Regions from separate parts of the Mus musculus genome. Here regions 1 and 2 are each linked to region 3. Evidence: chromatin loops called from intact Hi-C (ENCODE). Cell type or tissue: gastrocnemius. All regions are shown on one strand.

Evidence for each region. Hi-C counts contacts between places; a loop is a spot of excess contacts. Peaks named below come from ENCODE experiments on the same cell type or tissue, not always from the same donor. Only the 100,000 strongest peaks of a DNase experiment are listed, where the experiment ranks them.
Region 1: it touches region 3 in a loop (5-fold over the local background); 13 of 42 quality-filtered maps call a loop at or near these places.
Region 2: it touches region 3 in a loop (2.2-fold over the local background); 2 of 42 quality-filtered maps call a loop at or near these places.

What each region holds. Positions count from the first base shown.
Region 1 is chr17:46,131,248-46,133,747 of GRCm38, forward strand. All of the region lies in intron 4 of Rsph9 (radial spoke head 9 homolog (Chlamydomonas)), which reads right to left. Among named protein-coding and RNA genes, the nearest start is that of Rsph9, 12 kb to the right of the region's middle. In gastrocnemius, a CTCF peak has its summit at 1,026 (motif pointing left); DNase peaks (open chromatin) are centred at 1,021 and 1,896; H3K27ac peaks cover 2,045 bases.
Region 2 is chr17:45,906,786-45,909,285 of GRCm38, forward strand. No RefSeq gene overlaps it. Among named protein-coding and RNA genes, the nearest start is that of Gm41584, 23 kb to the left of the region's middle. In gastrocnemius, no CTCF peak of the experiment used is centred here; a DNase peak (open chromatin) is centred at 945.
Region 3 is chr17:45,847,552-45,850,051 of GRCm38, forward strand. No RefSeq gene overlaps it. Among named protein-coding and RNA genes, the nearest start is that of Gm35692, 20 kb to the left of the region's middle. In gastrocnemius, a CTCF peak has its summit at 1,236 (motif pointing right); a DNase peak (open chromatin) is centred at 1,230; H3K4me3 peaks cover 975 bases; H3K27ac peaks cover 1,799 bases.

The DNA of each region.
Region 1 (2,500 bases), 280 kb after region 3:
TGTGTGTGTGTGTGAGCAGACACACAGTGTGTACCTGACACCTTCACCTCCATCTCAACTGTAAATATGGAAAAACCAGGCCCAGACAACTGTGGTAGTAGCCCTTTGAAGGAATGATCCAGTGGATCAGTTCACAGCCCCAGGCCTCCTCAGACCTGGCTTCCTCTCCAGAGACCTGTACTGAGACTGGGGAGAAGATCCAGCCTGGAACTCAGCAGCTGAGCCTCTGCAGTTGGCAGGAGGTCTTCCTGGGTTTCCCAATGCCAGAGAGAGTAAGGGCCAGGCTCAGGTCAAACTGTCGAGGGAGCAGCAGGTATCCTACGTCTCAACCCCTAAAGGTCATCACACTAAGCAATGGCCGGGAAGGCCTGGGTAGATGGCTCAAAGCTAGATTTGATTCCCAGCACCTACGTGATGGCTAATAACCATCTAACACCAGCGCCATGGTGGCCTCCATAGGCACCAGGCATATGTGTAGTACACAGATATACATGCAAACAAAATACCCATACAGGTAAAATGAAATTTAAAAAAAAAAAAAAATGGGCTGGTCAGATGGCTCAGTGGGTAAGAGCACCCGACTGCTCTTCCGAAGGTCCGGAGTTCAAATCCCAGCAACCACATGGTGGCTCACAACCATCTGTAACAAGATCTGACGCCCTCTTTTGGAGTGTCTGGAGACAGCTACAGTGTACTTATATAATAAATAAATAAATCTTTAAAAAAAAATGGCTGTAAGTTCCTGAAAGCCACCATTCTCTTTACCACAAGGTAGAGTCAATCCTCTCAGAGTGGGGACAGAGAAAAAGGACACCCCTGGTGCAGCCTCCAATATAAGTAAACAATGGGGTAGGGGTAGGGTCCTCTGATCGCTTCTAAAAGACGTAGGAGCCATCTGCACGAACCCCCATAAAGCTGATGCCACACTGCCCATTCTCTTCAGGCTCCCTGTCCTCACTAACCACCAGCAGCTTTTAAAGGTCAATTTCTTGGCTGCAGGACTCTTGCTGCCCTCTGCTGCCCAAACTGGGCACTGCACTGAGTACTCTTTGTTGGGACCCCGGCCACCTGCTGCCTCTGCTGCCTACTCTGTGCGCACCCCCACCCCATCCTACCCTCCAACATCTTCCAGTATAACTTCTGTTTTTTCAGCTTCTCCTGGTTGCGCTCAAACCTTCCTGACTTAAGAGCGTTGTCTTTCTCATTCCAAGGGCACCAAAAGAACTTGGCACGCAGCAGCTGCTCCATGCTCTGCTGACAGAGCGGAAAGGTTAAGGAGTATTGAATGGCAGAGTCCAGGTGAGGAAGCTGGCTGCCCTGCGTACTGCCCCACCTGTCTTCCGGTGCAAGCCCGCAGCCAGGAAGTCTTAGCACTCATCAGGAGGAGGATCTTGCCAGGGATCCATCCCTACAAAACTTTCCATCCCAGGACATCACACAGCAGCTCACTGCCAAGATATTAGCCTCAGGCAATATCCCTCTCCATTCTGTTCTCTTCCACTCAGAGAGAAGCTGTGAGCTCTGGGCTTATCTCTGTGGGCACAGGGAACAGAGACCCCAGGACAAGGCCCACTTCACACCTGCTTAGAGGTGACCTGAGCCATCTTGAATGACTGCTTCAGACTCAGAAAGCAATGTTCCTCCCTAAGTAGAAAGAGCTAAAGATCTACAGACTCCACCCCTCTAGCCAGGCATGGTATCCAAGGGTTCTAGTCCTGACTCTGCACAGGTCATCACCACTGCATCTGCTAGGCAGGAGAGGCGCCCAGCGGCTCATTCAGCTCTCACTAGAAGAGTCTGGAAGGAAGCCAGAGTGTGTCTGATAAGGAGAGCCATCCCGGCCTCGTCATTCTCCTTCTGTTGCCAACGAGTCCCAGAAGCCACCTCCCCATCACTGTAAGCCCACACTCAAGGTGACTTGGCTCAGGTGCCTCCGTGTGGTGGAACCAGCTGCTCAGAACCATCGTCCCTAGCCCTGTGAGTCGCCCTAAGACAGGAACCTGCAGGTTTGCTTGTCCCTTCTCTGTCCACCTGTGAACACTGCCTTCTGATCACGGGCCTTCCCTTAAGCCTCCTTAGCTCTTCCCACCAAAGCTTGTCAGGAACCTGGAAATTATATATGTGTACATATAAAATCCATATTTTGGCTGAGTGGATGGCATGTGTCTTTAATCCCAGCACTTGAAAAGCAGAGGCGGGTGGATCTCTGCAAATTTGAGGCCAGCCTGGTCTACAGAGTGAGTTCCAGGACAGCTAGGGCTATACAAAGAAACCCTGTCTCAAATTTAATAATAATAATAATAATAATGTTTCATATAGCTCAGCTGACCTAGAATTTACTATGTAGCCAAGGATGACATTAAACTTCTGACCCTCCTGCTACATAATGACGGGGAGGAGGGCTGGTACCAAAGTGGGTTGGATATCAGCAAATAGAGAGTTATCAAAGGACATAGGAAATAGAATGATGATAGGAAGGAGAAATAAACCTAAAAGGTCT
Region 2 (2,500 bases), 59 kb after region 3:
AACTAATACAGGCTCAGCTCCCCAGAGCTGCCCCCCAGGCCTCTCTGAGTCCCCCGTGAAAGGCAGGTGGCTCTAAAACTACATTTATACAGTGTGTAAGCAGAGAAAGTTATCCTGTGCTGTGGGTTAGAAGAAACAGCTTAGAGTAGAAGCTCAGGTCCTGCCTTCATTTGCTGCCTGCCTCTACTTCCCCATCTGCAAAATGAACCACTCATTGCCCTTTCTAGGCCCACTTAACTGACTGACCTCGGCTTCCCTGAAACTCAGTCTCTTTGCTCATGAGACGGTCAAGTAGATCACCATCTCTTCTGCATCTCTAGGCTTGGAGAAGACCAAGGTTCTGAAGTCTGCCAAAGCGAGTTGAAAATTAGATCACAGAAAGGCACGAAAGGCCTGTTATGAGGACAGCAGGTGTACTCCCCGAGGTGGGGAAGGGGTTGGGGGGGGGGGGCAGGGAGCGCGAGGTTGAAGACTTACAAAGCCACGTGGACTCGGGTGTCTCTGCTTGTTCACAGCGACCTTCTGTTCTAACAAGCCCCGTTGCAGGCTTCTGCATTACAACACTTCCTCCCCATTTGATCTTGAGAACAGTCAGCTAGTCAGTCAGTTATGGCTACTGCCCACACAAAGTGGTAGTACTGCCCCAACCTACAAGCTCAGTGGAAGGGCTTACGTCCAGGGCCGTTCCCTGCGGGATAAAGGATGGACTTTAGGAGGCCACACTGTTCGTACAAGCTGTAGATGCTGGCCAACCTTCAGCTTCTCTCCCTGTCCCTCCACGCTCCTCTACCTATAGGAATGGCCAATACAGATGGCTGCTTTCATGTCCCAGGGGATCAAAGGGTTGGCTGTAGCTTGGGAAGAAAGACATGCTCCTGAAAGCCACCTGAGCAGGTGGGCACAAAGCACTTCCACGCTTGCCCTCTGCAGCCAGCCTGGAGCCCCTCCCACCAGGACGCGCATGCGCACTGGTTGGCCTCCTGCCACGCCTCCCACGATCCCCCCCCCCCCCAGCATCCCCTACCACCACGTGAGTGCACATTACAGGGCAAGACACAGGAGCTTGAAGCCCTGCTTGAAGCACGTTCCTCTTCACTTTGGTTAAGTAATTTGTCTGTGGAACGTGTTGTCCCCGCTGGGTTAAGACACCGTCATGTCTCAGAATAATAAGAGGAAAAAGACAAAGACTCAGAGAGAGAATGGCAGGGAAACAGATAGTACTTGAGGCAGAGGAAAGGTCGGACACCAGGAGAAAGGCAGGCAGATAGGGGACAGACAGACAGGGAGACATGGCTGACCACGAGGGAAACAAAAACAGCCAGAGGCTGGAGAGAAGCAGAGAGACAATGAGGAGGTTGATGAGGCATGACAGCAGATTGCTTTTGTTTTTCGAGACAGGGTTTCTCTGTGTACCAGAGCCCTGGCTGTCCTGGAACTCACTGTGTAGACCAGGCTTGGCTTCGAACTCACAAAGATCCCTTGCCTCTGCCTCCTGAGTGCTGGAATTAAAGGCGTGTACCACCATACCAGCCTCTGTACATAAAATGTTGAAAGGACTGGAAACACAAAGAGAATGAGGGAGCAGAAAGAAGAGGGACATTTGAGTGCTGTGGAAACGGACCACACAGCGGCAGAGGGCTTTTCTGAGCTTGCTGCCTGCCCAAGGCTTTGGGAAGAGGCCTGCTAACACACCTGAGTCTTCCCACCACACGGCCAGGCTTCTGGTTCTCCTCAGATAATGTTTCCTTTCTAGGTTCGGTCCTACCCTTTTGGGTCTCACAACCCTCAGGCCGGAAGGGGTACCCAGCTTCATCTGGGACAAAGACCAAGAGCTAGAAGACCCGAAGTAAGGAAGTCTTGGGGTACCTCTACCTGCAGCCCCTAGACTTCGGCTGACTGTGAAGTCTGTGACACAGCCTGGGGCTGAGAGCCTGAGGGGAGCCTGGCAGGCAGTGGGTTGCTTCCAAGATGCGTTTTCTATGCCAGTCCTCCCCCCGCCCCCCTCAGGGCATGACCAATCACTGCTGTTGGTCCCCAGACTCCCTGACCCCTACCCCTACCCACTTCAACCCCCCCCAACATATCTTTCACCACCGTGGATTGAAAGGAGTTAGATCCTGCTCTGCCCTGTCACTACATGGCAAAGTGTCATAAGCGATTGATGCTTTCCCCCCTCTGAGCCTCCTCTTCTGGGAAACTGTCTCTCCTAAAGCCTTGGAGGATGGCTGTGAGCATAGGCTCATATAGTCCTGCCTATGTTCCCAGCACAACAGAAGCACAGGACAAAGGAGAGGCGGTGACAGTCCTTACTGTAGCTGTGGCCAGGGCAGGGACAGTGGAGTAAGAATTCTGGCCTGAGATGATTTATAGGGACTTGGTCACACTTACGAAAGTGAGAGGATGCCTGGCCCACCATGACCTACTCCGCCCACATCCAGCAAGACCCTGACCAGCAGGTAGTCTACCAGGTCTGACAGGCATAGCACTGGCTCACAACACT
Region 3 (2,500 bases):
GCTCCGGAGGGACCACAAGAAAGAGCTCTAGCAGCTATGGGGGCTGAGAAGGCACTTTTGAAGCATGAGATGGTTATCCACAGTCGTTGAACTTGCTTCCTTGGGTCATCCAGCCTTGCCTGTCCTAGCTGTCCCTCGGGGATCTAGGCCTGCAAGCTCAGTCAGCAGCCCTGGGGTGGGGTGCCAGGTGCCCTCTACACTGGCCTCCAATCACCAGGAGCTTGCCAGGAACTCAGGAGAAAGGTCTAATAGAGCCAAGGGAGCGATCGGTCCCCTCGGGGCAGGACTGCCAGCAGCAGAGTCACCCAGCACACGGCTAGCTCCTGATCCAGGAGCCCAGGCAAGACAGGGCTTGAGGCTAGGGGGTTCCTTGGACCCCAAAGTCTTCATTTAGAGGATGGGGAGTCAAAGAGTGGGCCCCACCCTGGGGACAAGCCTGTCCTTGAAGGGTACATGCAGATAGCACTCTGGGCTTGCCTCTGAAGGTCAGTGTACTCCACAGGCACACTGCGGTGGCGGCGGGGGTGGTGGCAGATAGAACTGGGCTGACAGTCACGTACGCTGATGTCACCGGGCACTCCACCTCCCTGAGGTATCACTTTCCCTATGATCAAGCCTGCAGCCCAAGTTCAGGGGCGCAGTCACGTCCCATCCTGGGCCCGCTCCTTCAGGTCCTTTCCACTGTATCACCTCAGGGGCGACCAAGGTCAGGGTGGGACACACCCCTGCTTCCCAGTGCCTTGGGGGTGTCAAGTGACAGTGACAGGTGTGTGAGAGCCAGGAGGCCAAGGCCAAGGCTGTCCCAGAGGTTATGTGGGATTGCCAGCCTAGGGGCTCAGTTGCTGGTCTATGGAGCTGAGCGGGACTACAGCTCAGGGGCTCCTGGCCTGAAGAAGGAATCACTTAAACTTAGACACAGGGAGTTTCCAGTCTGATGGGGAGCCAGCCTGGCTTGCACTCATCTGCAGACATAACTGTTGCCTCTGGAGTGGGTAGAGGGGCACCAGCATTCAAAGCCCCTCTGTACTCAACCTCTCTAGGAGGGGCTCAGATCACCCCAAATCCATCCTCCGTGTAGATCTCCTCAACAGATAACCTGAAGACCCGACAGGTGCCCGGCATGTGACTCCCTCACTCCCATAGTGGAAGGAGAGTCAGCCTCCAAGTGCAGACAGACAGACAGCAGCGGCGGCGTCCCAGTGTCTGAGCTCCTCCTCAGGGCTGGGTCCAGCAGAGGGAGCTGCCAGCCAGCGGGAGCTGAGGAGAGCTGTCCCTGACCCCTAAGAAGGCCTTGAGGATGCCATGCCCAATGGGTGTGGGATTTACCCCGGGGCTGGAGCTGCACAGGATCCAAGCTGCCCCACAACATCCTGATACTCAGCACTATCCCCTCAGAGACCCCTTTGAAGAACACCAGCTCTATGGCTCACTAGCTAGGCATAGCTGGTCTTTCAGTCACCTCTAGAGGAGGTAGAAATTCAAGGCGGCAGAGACCTAGGTGTAAATTCTTCCACTTTGCTTTCTATGTCTATAGCAGGAAAACTGGAGAGCCAGCTCAAACCTCAGTTTGACCGTCTGTGAAATGTACTGCCCTGACCTGAGACTCAATTTCCATCATCTGTAAAATGGGCGGTGATGAAGAGCCAGCACGTGGAATCTGTCTGGCACATAGCATGTGCCTGTGTGGGGTACAGTCCCTTCTCTACATTGTGTCCCTTCCGTGTTGGTCAGGGCTTCTCCTAAGCCAAAGTTGAGAAGCTCGGGTAGGGAGGCTCAAGCCGCATTGCTCAGATGAGTAGACTTCCCGGGTCTCTTCATTCTCCTCTGTCTCTCTGTCTCTCTGTCTCTCTGTCTCTCTGTCTCTCTGTCTCTCTGTCTCTCTGTCTCTCTGTCTCTCTGTCTCTGTCTCTCTCTGTCTCTCTCTGTCTCTCTGTCTCTGTCTCTCTCTCTCTCTCTCTCTCTTACACACACACACACACACACACACACACACACACACACACACACACACACACCCCTACAGCCAGAATGGAATGGGACAGATCTGAACCAGGGGCCACAACCCCACTGACCCCTCGCCCATCCCTAACCACCATTACTTGTAATCACACATTCCGGCTGTGGGTCAGCTCCTGCTAAGACGTGCTGGCCCCTGGCCGTCCTCCTCAGTGTCGGTGCTGATGTTAGTGGGTTCTAAATGCTCATTCCCCTTCCTAGTCAACGTGTTCACTGAGGATTGGCAAAAGTCTGTGATCTCACAGAACTGACATGCCAAGAGTGGAGGGGGACATATATCAAATGAAACAAGCACAATATATGGGATATGTGGGCAGGCTTACTACACAGTCCACACGGTCACCACAGTGCAGTGGAACGTCTGCTTAGCATATGGGAAGAGATGTGCAAATGTCCTGGGCTCCACTCACAGCTCTGAAAAGAAGAAAAAAAAAGTTGCAGGGAAACAAAATTTAGAGAACAGGGGACAGGCAGGAAGGGGACA